Linked DNA regions of Homo sapiens: region 2 is linked to region 1. The links are chromatin loops, found by intact Hi-C in ENCODE. Cell type or tissue: ovary. All regions are shown on one strand. Links, peaks and the distances in the headings refer to the core of each region. The heading gives the core; the rest is flanking DNA. Region 1 overlaps PHLPP1 (PH domain and leucine rich repeat protein phosphatase 1). Region 2 overlaps PHLPP1 (PH domain and leucine rich repeat protein phosphatase 1).

Evidence for each region. Peaks named below come from ENCODE experiments on the same cell type or tissue, not always from the same donor. Only the 100,000 strongest peaks of a DNase experiment are listed, where the experiment ranks them.
Region 2: it touches region 1 in a loop (3-fold over the local background); 53 of 110 quality-filtered maps call a loop at or near these places.

The regions. Positions count from the first base shown.
Region 1 is chr18:62,720,878-62,730,588 of GRCh38, reverse strand. The region is part of intron 1 of PHLPP1 (PH domain and leucine rich repeat protein phosphatase 1); the gene reads right to left. Among named protein-coding and RNA genes, the nearest start is that of PHLPP1, 10 kb to the right of the region's middle. In ovary, for the core only: no CTCF peak of the experiment used is centred there; no DNase peak of the experiment used is centred there; H3K27ac peaks cover 736 bases.
Region 2 is chr18:62,786,106-62,795,816 of GRCh38, reverse strand. The region is part of intron 1 of PHLPP1 (PH domain and leucine rich repeat protein phosphatase 1); the gene reads right to left. Among named protein-coding and RNA genes, the nearest start is that of PHLPP1, 75 kb to the right of the region's middle. In ovary, for the core only: no CTCF peak of the experiment used is centred there; a DNase peak (open chromatin) is centred at 4,777.

The sequences.
Region 1 (9,711 bases), core at 2,692-7,691:
CGGCCTCCCAAAGTGCTGGGATTACAGGCATGAGCCACTGCACCTGGCCGAAAACAGATTTTTTTAAAATCACCTTTTTTTTTCTCTCTCTCTCTAATAAATGAGGCTGAAGGAGGTTAAGGGGTTTACTATAGGTCTCACATCATGTAAAGAAGCACAAAGACCAGAGAAGGGCTCCAGTGCTCTTTCCACCCCAAGGAAGAGCAGCAACAGACATCCCAAAATGTGGAGGGATGGTGTGTAAGAACTAGTACTGTCGTCATAGACACTTTCATTCATTATCTTACTTGATCCTCTCAACAACCTCGTGCAGCAGGTAAGAAAGAATGCAGAAAAGCCGTGTCAGTGGCACAGCCAGAACTCAAGTCCAGGTGGTAACTAGTTTAAAGTCTATGCTTCACAAATGCTGATGTGCCCAAACTGACCACAGAAGCTCATTAGGGATACGTTTTCCATATTCAGCAAATCAAGGGGGACACTTACAAGTTAACTCTGACATGTGATGCCTGAACTTGAATTCTGCCTCTCTCTTGCTCACTGTCCAAATCTAGACAAGTTACCAAACTGCTCTGTAACTCCATTTCTCTATCTGTAATACTGGGGTGATAACCTACCTCATACGGTTGTTGTGAGAATTAAATTAATAGTTATAAAGCACTTAATATTTATAAAGCACTAAACAGTAATTAGCATACAGGGTGATAGAAATGTTTACTAAATACCAAAATACTATATAATTTCTTGAACATTAGGTAGCAGGATACAATTGTGCTGAAGCAGTTCAATTCTTTTGCACTTGCTTATTCAAATTTTTTAAAAATAACATCTGGTTTGTCATTGTGGAAGAAAGCACTGTTACATACAAATACCTAAATGTGGTGACCACAGTTTCATTTCATTTAGGTTTTTTTTTTTAGACGAAGTCTTGCTCTGTCACCCAGGCTGGAGCGCAGTGGCATGATCTCAGCTCACGGCAACCTCCACCTCCCTGGTTCAAGCGATTCTCCTGCCTCGGCCTCCCGAGTAGCTGGGATTACAGCCGCACACCACCATGCTTGGCTAATTTTTTGTATTTTTAGTAGGGACAGGGTCTCGAACTCCTGACCTCAAGTGATCTGCCCGCTTCAGCCTCCCAAAGTGCTGGGATTACAGGCATGAGCCACCACGCCCAGCTTCATTTAGTATTTTACAGCAATGGGTCCGGAGATTTTCTCCTTAAGTGTTCATGTATTAAAAAGCCTATAGTCAACTACAGCAAAGGTGATTTGGAACTTCTGCAACACAACTAAAAGCCTACAGAAGAGAAACCTAGTTGTCCAACACACAGAATCTTATAAAGCCACCAAACCCAACAGCAGTACCATTTGTGTCTTGCAGTCATTTATATAATAACTAAGAATTGGTCAATAGACCATGAAAGCCCGTTTGCCAAAGATGGCAGATGTTCTAATTTGACTTTTCTATATTTGGAATGTGTTCCTTTTCCCTCCCCCATTCCCACTAAAAAAAACACTTCATTTTTTCTGGGAATTAACTGACTCAACAGCACTAACGTACCATGGGTACGATTAGAACACTGGTCGCAGGATCACAGAGTTCTATCTCAAGTTAGAGCTATTTCAAATTATTATTCCTGTAATCAAGAACTGTCATCAGTTCAAGACAACACATGGAACCCCCTTCTCAGGCTAGCCAAAAAAAAAACTCAAGGCACCACTGGCAGAGTCTACTAATTTCAATAGGCATGTTAGCCTTCCTTTTTTAAAATTAAAAGATAAACCAGGCCAGGCGCAGTGGCTCATGCCTGTAATCCCAGCACTTTGGGAGGCCGAGGCGGGCAGATCACGAAGTCAGGAGTTTGAGACCAGCCTGGCTAACATGGTGAAACACCGTCTCTACTGAAAATACAAAAAGTACCCAGGTGTAGTGGTGTGTACCTGTAATCCCAGCTACATGGGAGGCTGAGGCAAGACAGGAGAATCACTTGAACCTGGGAGGCAGAGGTTGCAGTGAACCAAGATCGCGCCACTGCACTCCTGCCTGGGTGGCAGAGTGAGACACTGTCTCAAAAAAAAAAAAAAAAAGATAAAGATAAGCCATATGTGCTTCACAATGACCTTTAAGGGGTAGCCCCCAGAATTTCTCCAGAAGGTGAAAAAAGTTCAGTGAATCTGAACAGTATAAACAGCTGAGACTGCTGCCTAATGCAAAATAAATTAGTCAAAGAGCTCAAATTCAGAAAACAGAAATCAATGCTTTATGTCACTTCTTTAAAAAAAATATTTTTTTTTTTTTTGAGTCAGTCTCACTCCATTGCCCAGGCTGGAGTGCAGTGGCACCATCTCGGCTCACTACAATTTCTGCCTCCTGGACTCAAGTGATTCTTCTGCCTCAGCCTCCCGAGTAGCTGGGATTACAGGGATGCACCACCACGTCCAGCTAATTTTTGTATTTTTAGTAGAGACGAGGTTTCACCATGTTGGCCAGGCTGGTCTCAAGCTCCTGACATCAGGTGATCTGCCCGCCCGCCTGCCTCAGCCTCCCAAAGTGCTAGGATTACACGCGTGAGCCACCGCACCTGGCCTAAAAAATTATCTCTAATACGTAAAGGGTGAAAAATACACATAGAAGCAATATTTTATATTCCAGCCCCCCTCCCCTTCCCATCCAAGCCACTTAGAGATGATACAGAATCCACAGGAAAGGAGTATCCTGATAAGTCCATATCCAGAAGCACATAAGCTGCCATCCTAAAAGTGACGATGGCGTGGGAAATTGGGGCATCAAAAAGAAATGCAGTGGTAAGGCTAAAGAGCCTTCCCTTTCTCCCTACTGTCCCTCAACAAACCCTAATACCTACCCTAAACTTACATTACTCCATATTGTAGATTTTAATCCCCAGCCTGCCAGTTAAAACAGACAAGCAAAAATGGCATAAACTCTGGAGAAAAGTGCTTTTTTTTTTTTTTTTTTGAGACAGGGTCTCGCTCTGTCACCCAAGCTGGAGTGCAGTGGCATGACCATGGCTCACAGCAGCCTCGAACTCCTGGACTCAAGAATATCTTCCCACCTCAGCTTCCCAAGTAGCTAGGACTACAAGCATGCTACCATGCCCATCTAATTTTTTTTATTATTATTATTTTGTAGAGAATGGGTCTCACTATGTTGCCAAGGCTGGTCTCGAACTCCTCAGCACAAATGATTCTCCTGCCTTGGCCTCCCAAAGTGTGGGAAATACAGGCATGTGCCACATACCTGCCAAAAGGGGCATTTTAAATCAGTGAAGAAAGAACACAGTTATTCAATTAAAATGTGCGAACAATTTGTTATTTTTCCTCCTTCCCTTTTTTTTTTTTTTTTTGAGACAGAGTATCACTCTGTCACCCAGGCTGGAGTGCAATGGCTTGATCTCGGCTCACTGCAACCTTCACCTCCCAGGTTCAAGTGATTCTTCTGACTCAGCCTCCCGAGTAGCTGGGATTACAGGTGCCTGCCACCATGCCCAGCTAATTTTTGTATTTTTAGTAGAGATGGGGTTTCACCATGTTGGTCAGGTTGGTCTTGAATTCCTGGCCTCAGGTGATCCACCTACCTCGGCCTCCCAAAGTGCTGGGATTACAGGTGTGAGCCACCGCACCCGGCCTCTCCTTCCTATCTTAAATGATGATACATCAAATTTTTATGCATAGAAAACTATAAAATACTGGCCGGGCATGGTGGGTCACGCCTGTAATCCCAGAACTTTGGGAGGCCAAGGCAGATGGATCACCTGAGCTCAGGAGTTCAAGACCAGCATGGCCAACATGGCAAAACCCCATCTCTACTAAAAATACAAAAGTTAGCTGAGCGTGGTGGCAGGCGCCTGTAATCCCAGCTACTCAGGAGGCTGAGGCAGGAGAATCGCATGAACCCGGGAGGCAGAGGTTGTAGTGAGCCGAGATCACACCACTGCACTCCAGCCTGGGTGACAGAGCAAGACTCCATAAAAAAAAAAAAAAAAAAAAAGAACAGAACAGAACAGAAAAGGAAAGAAAAGAAAAGAAAATGATAAAATACTACAAGTACTAGAAAATTTTTAAAATCCTGGAGTAGAAGAGATATTCCTAAGCATGACACAGACCCTGAAAACCTAGAGGAAAAGACTGATATAAAAGTGAACAGATAAAGAAAATATAAGTGACTTAGTAAACAAAACTAGCTTCTCTATGTAACTCCCAAAGAAATTAGTAAGAAAAAAGCAAACATCCAACCCCCCCAAAAAAAAAAAGCAGGCAAGGGATATGAACAAGTCACAATGAGTTACCAATTAATGTTCAACAAAATTAACTGCAAATTTTTTTAAATTGAGATTTTTTTCCCCAGGATCAGTTACCCTACTCACCCCCTCCCATCCATAAATACAACTACTACCTCTCATCATATCCTACCTCCACACTCAATGGAGAACATGCGTGTGTGTGTGTGTGTGTGTATATACACATACATATATATAGTGTGTGTGTGCATAAGGAAGAATAAGTTTGCCAACTATAGCAGTGTTTATACACGAGAGTTCCTTGTTACTTAAAACTGAATGTCAGCTGCACCCCAGCCATACCACCTCTCTAAGAGACCATCAAGAGAAATTTTTCCTCTGCTTCCGCATCTGGGATACTCAATATGACAGATGCAATATATTTTTACCCTTGTGTACTTACGCATTTTTTTAAAAGTTCCTTTACTCATTTAAAATTGAACAGTAATCTTTGGGGAATTAATTGACTTAGTAGGCTAACTCTCATAGAAAGGAAGCTAAAGCTTTTGCTTAAGATAAATAATTAAATTAAAATGAAATCTAGCATAAAAGGAAATCTGTCATACCCTAAAATTAGCTGGAAATATTTGTTTCCACAGTTCACAAACTATCTTTTTGCTAATGAGAGCAGGATATTTCTTTCTCTCTCTCTCTCTCTTTTTTTAAGAGACAGAAAGAGAGAGAGAAAGTATTCAAAGCAATGGCATATTTCTGATAAAGACTTCCAAATCAGCACACAACAAAAGCCCAAAGATACTGAACAAGTTGTTTCAATTATGTCACAGAAAGGTAGAACTGCGTACATGTACCTGAAAAATAAGCTAAGTTGCAATTAATTTTGACACATCTTTTTAAAAATAATTCAAAGAAGATAATGTTGAATCTTTTTAATACATACATATTTATTTTTTTATTTATTATTTTTTTTTTTTTTTGAGACTGAGTTTTGCTCTGCCACCCAGACGGGAATGCAGTGGTGCAATGTTGGCTCACTGCAACCTCTGCCTCCCGGGTTCAAGCGATTCTCCTGCCCCAGCCTCTGGAGTAGCTGGAATTACAGGCGTGCGCCACTAGGCCCAGCTAATTTTTTGTATTTTTAGTAGAGACAGGGTTTCACCATGTTAGCCAGGCTGGTCTCGAACTCCTGACCTCAGGTGATCTGCCCGACTCAGCCTCCCAAAGTGCTGGGATTACAGGTGTGAGCCACCGCACACAGCCAACACACACATATTTAAAGGGAAATTTTTTTCAAAATTCATGCTTAAATTTTTCTCCCAAATTATTTTTTTAATTCAATGATTTTTTTCTAACACTTTTATTCTTTTAACAATTTCACCTTCAAAGTACTGAATGAACTAAGAACATTGATTTTCTAACACTGTACCTCTTCTCTGCCAACTGTCAATAGTTCTATCATGCATCCCACAAAGGTAACATCACTGATGAAATCTAATTTCTCTCTCTGCAATTAAAATACCCACCTGTTCCATCAGAAGTTCCTTTCTTACAATCTGTCAAAGTGATATGCAACCCCTCAAAAGCACTGATTAGAATGAAAAGAACTAGGAAAAAACCTTGAATAGAGAAACGACTAACTGTGTAAAGCACACAATTTCTTTAACTTTCATTTTTAATAGTATTAATATAAAGAACCACCAAAGACAGTAAGTATTACACATTCACAGTGTGGGAAAAAAAGAACACTGGACAGATCATCAAAATCCTAGGTGGTGGTCCTAACTCTGTAACTGACTTAACCAATGATTCTGGACCAGATTCTTTACCTCACAGGTTTACTTTTCTCATCTATAAAAATACAGATGTTGGACTAAATTATCTCTACAACATCCTAAATTCTATTACCTGTCCAAAGTAACAGTGCAAAAAATCCATTTTCTTAAAATGTTTTTTCTCCTACTGACTCTAAGCACCGGTAGGCAAGCACACAGCTCACCATAAATAAAGCTAACTAGCCAGCAAATTTTACACATTTGTATCCCTCTAATACAGTTATTAGAGTAAACTTGATGAACTAGACTATGAAGGCATCTTGCTAAGTTAATTTAAGAATTTCACTTTAACTTAAAAGAGGATGTACTTTATACTCATCTCTGGCATGCTGAATTTTACTTCAGGAGTAGGAATGACAGGGAACGGGGTAATCAAACATCGATTCTTGTCCTAATCTACACCAAAGAGGAGGTCTGCTTTGTTTGGTTGGCAACCTCCAGCTGACTTGTGTACATTAGGTCCAAGTCCATAAGAAAAGGCAGGGGATTTGACAGTTTTAAGCCCATAGCCATGTCTTACAGAACTTAAAACAACTACAACTTTCAAAGCCCTTCAAAAAAAACAGGCTCTCTAATGAAGCCTCAGAATGTTACGAGTTGGAAGAGATCTTGGACTCGCTCTACTCCAACCCCATCGTCTTACAAATGAGGAAATCAAAGCCCAGGGTAGGTTAAAATGAATGCCCAAAGTCATGCCAAGTTTCCCAACTCTCAGACTACTTTCTCTAAAAAGCAGTACATTTTCTCTCACAGTGTGAGATAAAAGGAAAAAATTGTTTCCCAAAGTTCTGTTTTTGAAGAGGAGAGTGACTTTGACCCAACCCCCACCCCCAACACACCAGCCAAGCTCTTGCTGTATTTAAAAACATGCCTGGTATTTGAAAAGAAAGCCCAAACACTCTAACACATTATTAACTGAGGCAGGTATATGAAAAGATTCATTCTCCACCTGCTCTTCCTCAGATGTCTGATTCAGAAGAAATAGAGAGCAACAAATACAAATCTCTTCCTGCTTAAACAGAATGTGAGAAAAACCCTTTAAAAAAATTACAACCAATTCAAATTCTCTCTAACTTCACTTTCTAATTAGATTTCACTCATTATTGAAATGGTCCAAAACCAAATATTTCAAATTTCATCAGTCTTCAACTGAATGCTTTCACAAACTAGAAGCAAGGCTAATTTACTTTTAGCCAAGCTCCAGTTAGAAAAAAATATGCCAAAATTCTGGATGTTTTTTGCTTGTGTTTTTCTAAAGTATTGATATCTCCAAAATCATACAATATGTGCAACCTCCAAACAAAGTATTTTATGGAGTTTTCATTATTAACTTCTAGGTCACAAACTCAGAGGCCACTAGGCTTACACCTCCACAAGACACTTTATTGTTAAACACACTTTACGATGTATAAAAATCTCAAATGTAAAAAATACAACAGGGAAAAAAATTACTTCAGTATGCATGTGGCATTACAAAATGGTTATGCCTTGTTTCACCTAACATACCAAAAAGTATATGAGGCCAAGTCATGGTAACACAACAAAACCATTCCAACTCTAAAGTCAAAGAATAACAACACTTCATTAATCCAGTAACTGTTATTATGCTTGATAAAAAGCATAATATCACACATCTTCAAAGAGTTGCTATTTCACAGTTACCTAAATATACTAACATCTTTTAATCAAAGTATCATTAAAGTCTATTCTTCCTAAGTACTTGAGTTTCAATTTATCATAAGTTTCTGGAGTTGAAGTTTCATACAAATCCAGTCAGTCATACAGCCTTAGGTTATAAATATCTAATATATCTAATGAATTCATATGGTGGATTTTGTTTAATTATATTATCTTTAGAAAGCCAAAGGTAAGTATAAAAAAGGGTTTGCCGTAGAATCACAGTGACGTCAGGCCAGATTCAAAACCCCTCATTACCAGTGTTCCACCAGATGCATGTGATTAAAGGGATGGAATGGGTTTAGAAGGTGGAACTTTAAAGAAAAAAAAAGACTTCATTTTCCCAGGCTGTTTTAGACATTTTGATAACATCTCTTTCTCTTTTTCAAAATGTCAGGCGTCTTTAAAGGAATCGTTTTTCTATTGAGCGGCTTCAGGATCTCTGGACTTTCACAGTACAATCAAACCCTTCTCCAGTCCAGATAGACTGAATTATGTTAAACCCTGGCACATAACAAAATCATTAAATCTAAGATGCCTCATTTGACAGATGTCTCATTAAATTCACTGCAAAATTAAGTACGAGATGCCTTTGAAAAGTTGGGAGAAACCTGTTAACTCTAAGAAAACTTTCAGAGAGAGCTATTCTCTCAAAATCCAGAGTTCACTCACGTGAAATAGAAGATATTAATAGTATGTAGCACATCTAAAATCTCCTGCCATGGGAGAAATGCCGCTGTGTGTATGTGTGTTTAACACATCCCTGGGGACCCAAACAGGATGGAAGCTGAAAAATCAGGGCACACACCACCAGCTGCTTAACAAAATTCCACAAATTAAATTCAACAAATGTTAAACTAAAATGCCAAGGACTATACTAGGCTTAGATCACATACAATGTCAGTGAATGTTATGTTACCAGTAAATGAAAAGCTAATTTCAGGATTCTAAGAAGAGAATGAGAAACAACAAAAACATTTTACACTTAAAAAATAACTTATCTTTGTATATATCAATCATTTAAGGTGGGTGATTTGATAATCTTATAGCAACCAAAAGATAAAACTTTCAACCTAAAACTTTACACAAATTCATTTACACTCATCTCCTGCCCCTACAATTACTTCAATGAGTACAAAAGACACACGAATTTAGGAATAACTATGAAATTCAAGGAGAAGAACTTACTATCTCTAGCACTATATAACATGAATTATAAAAATTATACAAGAGCACAATAACATCAAGAAAGCATCATTAAAAGACAACTCGATTTTTTAATAATAAGTTTAAGCAAATAAGATATTTAATGAGAAATATTTTCAGTTACTTTAAAAGCCATGTTTTAAAGCAACTGAACTGTCACACATACACACACACACACACACACACACACACCCACACCCCTCAAAAGTTACCCACTTTTCAGGCAAAGTGTTAATTCTCTACTTCCCAATGAAGATTTACAGTTTAACAAATAGGTATGCTTGAATAAGAGAATAAAGAACTATTACGTAAACTTTAATTCATATCAACTTAAATCCAAGCATGACTATTTGCAACCAGGATATTTAGAACACTTCAGTACTCTTTCCATACTGTCTCCTTATTTGTCCGTCTTGGTTCTTTACATTTTTAAAGGCACCATGATAAACAGAACCATCCACATTTCACAAGAAATACCACTTTGAACTAGAGGATAATACCACCTCATTACCAACAAAAACAGCATATTTTTGGAATGCTTTTAACCAAGGGAAAAATTCAAGTGTAAATTTAATTTAGCATCGATTCATGGAAAGTGATACGAATTGCAAAATAAAATACCCAAGCTCTCTATTCTCCGCCCTCCCGAGGACGGAAATACGACGAGTCAGATCTCTCTGTGCATCAGTTTCTCCATCTGAAAAGAGGATTGCCACTGACTCCTCCTTAACACTGTTTTTGAAA
Region 2 (9,711 bases), core at 1,966-6,965, 66 kb before region 1:
CAATAAGATTTTAGATTAGAAGGTGAAATTGAGTGGGAAGGGCTAGGGGTCATATTAAAAGTCTGAGAGTAGTGAGGGGCAACAGGATATTGGAGGCGCTAAGGGATGTCTATGCTTTCTGCAGCATGGGATAGAAGATAAGTTTTCATTTCTAATTCAGGTGTTCATGGGCTCAACTGAAAAGATTCCTGTAAAGATTCCTGTAGAGAAGAGGTCAACTACCATCCAGTGACCAAGTCCAGCTTATGGTTTGTTTCTGAGTGACCAGTGAGTTAAGAATGGTTTTTACAATTTTTGTTGTTGTTTTTTTTTTTTTTTTTTTTTGAGATGGAGTCTCACTCTGTCGCCCAGGCTGGAGTGCAGTGGTGTGATCTCAGCTTGGCTCGGCTCGGCTCACTGCAACCTCCACCTCCCGGGTTCAAGCAATTCTCCTGCCTCAGCCTCCCGAGTAGCTGGGACTACAGGCGCACGCCACCACTCCCAGCTAATTTTTTGTATTTTAGTAGAGATGAGGTTTCACCGTGTTGCCAAGGCTCGTTGTGAACTCCTGAGCTCAGGGAATCCGCCCACCTCAGCCTCCCAAAGTGCTGGGATTACAAGTGTGAGCCATCGCGCCCGGCCAGTTTTTACATTTTTAAAGTAAAAAATTTAGAGGGTTGTAAAAAACCAATTAAGAATATGCAACAAAGACCTACGAGAACTGCACAGCCTAAAATATTATATTTATTACCTAGTCCTTTACAGAAAACATTTGCCAACCCTTGTTTTCAAGCAGTATCAAAGCAGATTTCAAAATAAGCTGAAACTGATGGATAATAAAGAGGCTGGGGGATACACAGTGTCAGCCCACTTTTTTCCTTATTCTATTGCCCTTAAGAGTTTGTTCCCTACTCCATCTACTTAATCCTTAATGTGGTTAGGTTAGTAAAAGTATTGATGCTCATTAGAAACAAATCTTCCCCAGCACTGAAAACACCACACTACAGAGTCCACTTGGAGCATTTACATAACAAGGGCCAGTTCCTGTGTGTGCTTCATCTTTTGCTGGTCAACAATAAATCTACAAATACAAACTGAGTCATTTGTGTAAAAAAAAGCTAGTTCTTTAAATTGTTAATTGTAGATTAAAACAGTAATAATTAAGCAAGTCACCATAGCTCATGCCTGTAATCCCATCACTTTGGGAAGCCAAGGCAGGAGGATCCCTTGAGTCCAGGAGTTGAAAATCAACCTTGACAACACAGCAAGATCCTATCTCTAAAAAAAGAAAAAAAATCAAAACTTAGCTGGGCATGGTGATGTGCAGCTGTAGTCCCATCTACTTAGAAGGTTGAGGTTAAGAGGATCACTAGAGTCAGGGAATTCAAGGTTGCAGTGAGCTATGACTGTGCTACTGCACTCAGCATGGTTGACAGAGTGAGAATCTGCCTTAAAAAAAAAAAAAAGTAATAATTAAACTCTCAACAAAAAATACACTTGTGGAATGAAAAGTCATTCCCATATCCAAAATCGCAGACTAATATACTAATTTATAAAATGTTCTAGAGAGGGACTTAGAGCTGCTTCTGGAAAGAAAAAAAACAACAAAACAAAACAAGCACTTCAAATCTATCACTTTTTTCGGGGGGGATAGATATATAAGTGTGCAGGTATATATGTATGCATATGTATACAAAATATATATGACATTTCACCTTAAGTTTTAAAAGAAGGTTTATCATAATCTTCCATGAGAGCCACATAACCTCCCAATATTAAAAAATGCTGGTTTAATTTCTTTAACAAAACTTGTCTTTCAGGAAAGCAAGTTAGTTATGGCAAAGGTCACTATATATGTGGATAGCAACAACAAAGGAGATTCATCAATATTGGGAAACCAAACTTGTATAATTTCAGTTTGATATAGGATTGAACATAAAGGAAATTAAGACCCAACTGGCAGGCTGACAGACCCCAGTTTGAGAAACATTCAACTAGTCCAAACCACAGGAGGTAGAGCAGGGAATTACCATCATGGCACAGGAGTTAAGAGAATAGACTCTAGAGTCAGACAGGCCTGTGTTTGAGTCCTGGCTCCACCTCTCCCTAGTGTGTGAATTTGGGCAAGTTACAAATTCAATCATCAGTTTATTCCTCCGTAGAAACAGATAAAACTAGCACTTAAATCATTTATGTGTAGTATTTGGTATAGTGCCTAATACATAGCAAGCACTCAATAACTGTTAACTAAATTAATGTTATAATGTATATTAAGTTCTATGTTCAATAAATCCAGGTTATGGTTGTTACTATGGAAGAGCTAAGGAGCAGGCTGACTGTCTGGACAAGGACCAGTGTCAGGAATGGCCAGCGCTAAACTATAAGTAGATCAAGTTCCATCAACAGGTAAATCTGGCAGTTAGAATGAAATGGTTCAAACAGGCAGGCAAGATGATATGAAGGCGAAACAGCAGCAGGTGGTAAAACCTAGCTTTGAAGATTGATTCATTAGACTTGGAAAGAACCAGAACCATTATTCAATTTTCCAGAATGGATTTTCTATGCAAATATCTAGGTGACTTGTTGATCATGACAAGCACCCCCCTGCAATCTACATTCACTCGATAAGCTTTATACAGGTTTTGTTTTTTGTTTTCTTTTCTGAGACGGAGTCTCGCTCTGTTGCCCAGGCTGGAGTGCAGTGGTATGATCTCAGCTCACTGCAACCTCTGCCTCCTGGGTTCAAGTGATTCTCCCACCTCAGCCTCCCAAGTTGCTGGGACTACAGGCATGCACCACCATGCCCAGCTAATTTTTGTATTTTTAGTAGAGACAGGGTTACACCATGTTGGCCAGGCTGGTCTCGAACTCCCAACCTCAGGTGATCCACCCACCTCAGCCTCCCAAAGTGCTGGGATTACAGCCATGCGCCACTGTGCGTGACCTTTTTTTTTTTTTTTTTTTTTTTTGAGACAGAGGCTCGCTCTCTCACCAAGGCTGGAGTGCAGTGGCACAACAACCATGGTTCACTGCAGCCTTGACCTCCTGTGCTCAAGCAATCTTCCCACCTTGGCCTCCCAAGTAGCTGCAACCTAGGTGCACACCACCATACCTGGCTAATAAATTTTTTGTAAAGATGGGGTCTCCCTATGTTGCCCAGACTGGTCACAAACTCCTGGGCTCAAGCAATCCTCACGTCTCAGACTCCTAAAGTGCTGGGATTACAGGCGTGAGCCACCACATCTGGCTTAGAAACATTTTTAAAGTTTATCAATGGGTGTTCCTTTGTAACATTTAGAGAAACAAAGAAGTCATCAGAATACACTGATTAGAAGGCAAGGAGTAGGTTAGAAGAGAGCAAAAGTGGAATTTAGTCAGAAAAGAGTAACAAAATCAGAGTTTTTCCCACCAGAAGAAAGTGAAGCCATCAAAAAAATTATAAAAAAATCATTCATACTAAAAGGACATCAGAATAAAATCTACTGTTTCACACCAGTGCCCATAGAACACAAATGAGACAGCAAATTACAGTTTTACTCTGGCACTAACAATTCAATAGGTCATGACTGAGAAAATATTTCTTTTCTAAGCTGCCTTTAAGTTCCAGCTGTTTGAAAGATGGGACACTCTCCAAGTCCATAAGTAAAGCTCGGTCAGTATCATATGCTACATGGACTTGACTTTCCTATTTCCATAGCAGTCACTGAAAATGATAGTTTGCAGCATAAAAAGAGGAGTTTGATTTAGTCACTCTGATTAGAAAAACATATGCTTACATTTATAATAACAAAATCTGCTTGGTTATAGGAATCTAAACTAGAAAAATAGTTGTTTTCATTATTTCTTTATTCAGAAAGAGAGAAAATGTCTCCAGGAAAAAAAAAAAAGTGTACTCATTAATTAGCAGGGTAATAATTATAGTTATGAAAGAAAAAAATGGGTACGAATCCAATTTACCTAAGGTTGCTTTCCTTCAAGTCCACCTGTTAACTGTGTAGACTCTTAACCTTCCAATGACAGTCAGTATCTGCAATGATTAATTAGTCATTTTAATAAAGAACACTATTTCCTATGAAGACAAAAGTCTAAAGTCATATCATAAGTTCCCTACTGTTGTAAATCCAGCCTCAAAAAAATGTCAATGACATGAAGCTGTACTATCTTGCTTTCCTAACGCATTTCATGATGCTCAGCTAATAAATTTAGAGTACTTGTTTAAAGATCATAAAAAACAGCAAGAACATTCAATGATGCAGCAAAAGAGCTGTCATATTGCTGGCAGGAAATTGGATCTCCCTTTGTAGCTTGAATAAAGTCAGAAGCAAAGCATCCCTCTGCAGAAGCAAGAAAAGCCAAGCAAAACCACAAGAGAAACATAGGAGGAAACTTTCATTTGGGGTTGATGGCAATTCTTAATACTTTTATATTTTTAAAATTATATTGAAATAAGCATTATGGAGTAGAATGGAAATTTTACATAACATTTCAGGAGGAAACATGTGGCTACACAGTGCTGTCAGGCTAGCATGCCTGCCTCTGCTTCTGCTCCCACCCTCCAAGCAGATGAGCAAGTCTCATTACTGACTTTTTGTTTGTAAGTAGAAACTACGTATCTGAACAGCTTGTTTTCAAGAAAATCCAATCATCCCACAAAATTTTTTAAAAACTACAAATCAACCACTAATTATTAAGCGCTTGCTAGGACAATAATGAAAGCATGCCTGTCTTTGCTTGTCTTGGGAACTGTCGGAAAGAGCCTCTTAGTGCTCCAGGCCTTTAAGTCCAAGCTCCGGCCAGGTCTGTCGCCAGCTCCTCAACTCAGCACACCGAAAACAAAGCCAGTCTTCCTCCCTGCAAAATCAGCTGCCTGTCCCATTTCTGCAGTAGTAAACAACATTCTCCCAGACTCATGAGCTGCAAAACCTGGGGTCACTTTTAAATACTCCCTCCCTCTTTGCCATGTATATCCAGTTAACCACTTCATCCTCAAGAATCATCATAGCATCTCTTGTATCCATCCCTTCCTCTCAGTCCCCAGACTCAGATTCATGACCTTAACTCCCACTCAACTAACGGCAAGAGCCACATAACTAATCTTTCTATCCACAGTTTCTTCCTACCACATACCACCACCAGCATGCATGCCACCACCAGGAATCATGGTGGGTACCTTCATTTGTTCCACTTAAATGCTGTGACTTTTTATAAAACATTTTAAATCCTGATAGCTGCTAACAATAATATTAATATATTGGCTTTCCTAAACTTGGGAGTCATGTGGTATTCTAGATTACTGAGCTTTATAGATGCCCAAGAATTTATTCTTTTGGCAATATGTTTTACTTCAATACTTTTGAATATGTCATAACTTGTCCTGCCTGGTCAAAAATCAAATAAATAGCAAGTACCTTTTCTTGATGGCCTTAGGTCATCATCATTATGGGGTTATATTAGAGTATAATAAATGATATTCATAAAACATCCATGGATACTACTGAGGTCCCAGACTGCTGGCTCCTACTTTATGAATGCTACTTTTGATACCTCCTCCCACGTGTTTTATTGAAATTCTGTAGTGTCTGTTTGGGCTGCTTAGAGGTCTTTTTTCGCTAGCCTCCTGGCCCAAGGTTGTGCTTGCAAGTGATCGCTGACTGACAACCAAACACTAAATAGGTGAGGTGTGCCTATTTATTTAGCCTTCTTATTTATAGTCTTACCTTTCCAAATTTGTAAAAAATTCATGGAAAGCATTGACTCTCTTTTATGCAATCTGTATTTATTTCCTGTTATTCCTAGCTGTTGTTCCATCATAATAGCCCATGAAATCACTAGCCTCACACACAATTTATCTTTAAAAATTAGCTGGAAAATAAGTATACTTAGACACACAGGACTTCAACTGCGATAAATGACCTATCAAGCTCATTAAAGAAAAAGCCAAAGAAAATGTGTTACTGTGAAAAGCATCAAAGGTTTATATGTTTACTTTCCTTATACTCATGTAGATGAATATGCATATATATGTATATATTAAATTGGTCTCGGGTGCGGCCTTGAACTACTTGCCTTCATCACTCAGAACTTCCCAGCCCTATAGAACTAAAAAGGTGCATTCCAAACAGCATCAGGGATTTGCAGCATAAAGAAACAAAAGCCAGACAGAGCAGGAACTTGAAGATAAAAAGTATGGTACCTGGAGACTAGGCATCAGGGTGCAGAAGGTTTGTGCTGTGTGAGAAGACACTGATGAAGAATGGAGGGAGTCAGTCCCCACCCCCTACTGCACCTACACCATTGAGGCAGAGAACAAGGTATTTCACCTCTGCAAACAATATTTTTAAAAAAGCCCAGAAAATTCTGGGAACAATTCAGATGTTTTACAAAATCTGAAACGTTATTTGTCCATGTGACTCTTCAAAAACAAAGGCATTGTTTTTAACAACTAAATCTGTCATTTGATCAATACAGCTACACACAACACATACACACATAAACACACATATAGCCATCTGAGATTTTTTTCAAGCAACGATTCTTTTAAGACAAAAATGTCACCTACTTATATGAAAATGCTCTCTGCCATTGTTTGTTTCTGTGGAAAACAACAAAATCTTACATATATTCACTAATGCTTAAGGAAAGAAATCACCCGGCATAGTTCAGACTCCTGAAATATTTTCAGCTCATCTTGCTTCCCCACCCCCTGTGTGCTCATCTGACATCAGTGTGGTTCTCCCTGCCTGGTTTATTGCCTTGACACAAAGCCTTGATGTGGCTTTGTTTAATTTAGCTTTATGGGCTTCCCTGCCACAACATTAAGAACTCAGCGATGGGAATGGAGGCAAGCCACTTCCATTGCACGTTAAGCTGGGTTTTCTGTTTTATTATTTTTTTTTAAACACACCTCTTATTTGCTAACAACAAGATGAAAGGGCCTGGTAGAACTGGTTCCCTTTGCACAACAGAAAAACAGACATAAGAATACAAAGAGATGAAAGAACCTAAGATATAAGAAATATATAGGAAAAAGGGGGAAAAAGGCATTGTGAGTAAACCATCTTTTATCTGGAATTCAAAATACTCTGTTCTTGGTTTATCCAACCAGTACCAAAAAGACAAGTTGTACAGTATAAAAAGGGTTTGGTATGGTAATTTTACAACTCAAGATTGATGTTTTGAAAAACATAAGATGTACAAGTTTTAATTACAATTTATGGTGACACACCTTGGTAGACTGAACAAGAACAGCTCTTTGACAAAAACAAAAAAAAACAAAAAAACCCTCTTACTACCCATCTATTTTTGAAAGCACATGAATTACATAAAATGGTGCTCTGTTATAAACAGCACACAAAAGGAAAAACCTTTCACCTTTTGCCAGAAGACACTATTCCAATATAAACTGAGAAGGGAGGGACTGATTTCTAACTTGTCCCTGGTAATTACAGTGAGATTACACATGCACTGCAAGTCCTGCTTAGTCTCTGTCTCTGACAACAGTCATCCTTCCCTATTCCCACCATTCTAGTCCCTGCTTTACCACCTTGGCTCATTCAGAAAAATACAAGTGTGCCCAGGACACCTGGGCAGTGAAAGCGGATCCACCTCCCGGAGATAAAGCCTAGGGGTTCTCTGTTAACAACCAATTCAAAGGAAGGAATTTAAAGAAAACAAACTTAAAAGGGCCTCTCTGCTGCGCCTCAGGAGACCACAGCTTCAAACAGATAGAAAATGCTATTGGCATAACGTCTTCATTGATGTATTATTGAAAAAATCAAATAACATAAAACAGACATGAAATGTTTATGACAGGATACTGAATGAATACAGTGCCATTGAGGTCTAATAAAACTAGCAATGTTCTCCCAAAGGCAGCAGTCTGGATAAAGACTCTAAACAGGGCAAATGTACTTTTAACCAAGTTCCACTTAACCAACCCACTGGATTACCCACACATCTCCATTCCTTCAGTAAAACACATCGGTGAAATCCATAACACCATGGGATCCCCCACTAGTATGCACAGCATATTCCTATCCCCCACCCCCGCTGCACGGTAATGCTAATTGTACTTGTAATTACATTATTAATAACATTTACGTAGACCAGTGAAATATGAAGGCAAAGTAATTTCTGTGAAAATTAAACTAAATGCTTTGGAGAAACTCAATCAAGTGAATCAATTAATAAAAATACCAAAATAGGTTCAGAAAGAAACTGTAAATGGGAAAAGGCTGATAAAAATCTATACCCTGGTTCCAAGGCAAGAACTAAAATAAAAATTCAATTCCTGCTTCTGTCATCCTCGGAATATTAAACTAGGAATTATTCTTTGCTCCCCTCAGTTCCTCCCTTCAAAACGATGCTTTAGGTCGGGCACGGTGGCTCAAGCCTCTAATCCCAGCACTTTGGGAGGCCGAGGTGGGCGGATCATCTGAGGTCAGAAGTTCGAGACCAGCCTGGCTAACATGGCGAAAACCCGTCTCTATTAAAAATACAAAAATTAGCCAGGCAGTAGCGGCACGTGCCTGTAGTCCCAGCTACTCGTGAGGCTGAGGCAGGAGAATCATTTACAGGAGGTGGAGGTTGCAGTGGGCTGAGTGTACCATATACAGATAATTGGGGTTAGCTATATTTCAAAAATTGAGAGCAATCTGTTAAGCTAAAAAGAAAAGAGAGAAAAAAAAGGCATCCTGAGTAAAACATCTTTTCTCTGGAATCTAAAATTCCAGAGAAAATTGAATTTTTTCCCTGCACTCTGGCCTGGGCGACAAAGTGAGACTCCGTCTCTAAATAAATAAATAAATGAATGAATGCATGCACGCTTTAGAGGTATTCTACACCTCCCTGCCTCTAGATAAAGTCTAAGATGGGGAAAGTATTTGCAAATTACCTTAAACATTTTATATTCTCCTTTAGCCAGCTTTTTCAATTAACTGACCAAATACTCATTCTAATTATGTTACATCAGAAATTTTATACTAAATAAACAGCACAAACCATTGCAAAAAATGAAGACAAATGTCATTACTTCTTTGGCACAACTGGTAGCTTTTAGAAGAGGCAGTTCACAGAGCAGACTGTGAACCTTTTACCAAAATCATTCTACTAAGTGTAGCTACTATTAAAAGCAAGAGCTTAGGACAGCCTTTAAGTGTAGATACAAAAAAAGTCAATGATTTTTTATTCATTTGCTTTGTAAACAGCATTCTTAAATTGCAGATGACTTTTTCTCCTTAATATTGATCAAGAAAATCAGATGTTTAAATGAAAAGTTTGTTGCAAAAAGCAAAGACAATGGGAACAGTAACTTTGAAAATAAGGCAGCGAGATTAGTAACTTACCCAAGGTCACAGAGCTAGGAAATAAAACAGCCAAGACAGTCTGATTCCATGGACTTAACTCTCAACCAAAAGTAATAATGATAGTTAAGGATCACAAAACAAAACAACAATAACAACAACAAAATGGTGATACTACAACAAGATGGTGATAATAATAAATGATAACCAACTTGATGGTTCCATTCATAAAGTTCAAGATATGGGAAGCATCAGACTCATCCGTCTGCTGGAGAGGGCTTGTAGACATAGAATAAAGATGTTTATCTTTTAAAATGCCTATTACTCCTTACACTGCAAGGAACACTTTAAAAACTGACTTTTACCTGTGAGCATTAGCCACAGACGCCTATATTAAGAAATGTAATGTCTCTCTTTTAGGAAGATGCTC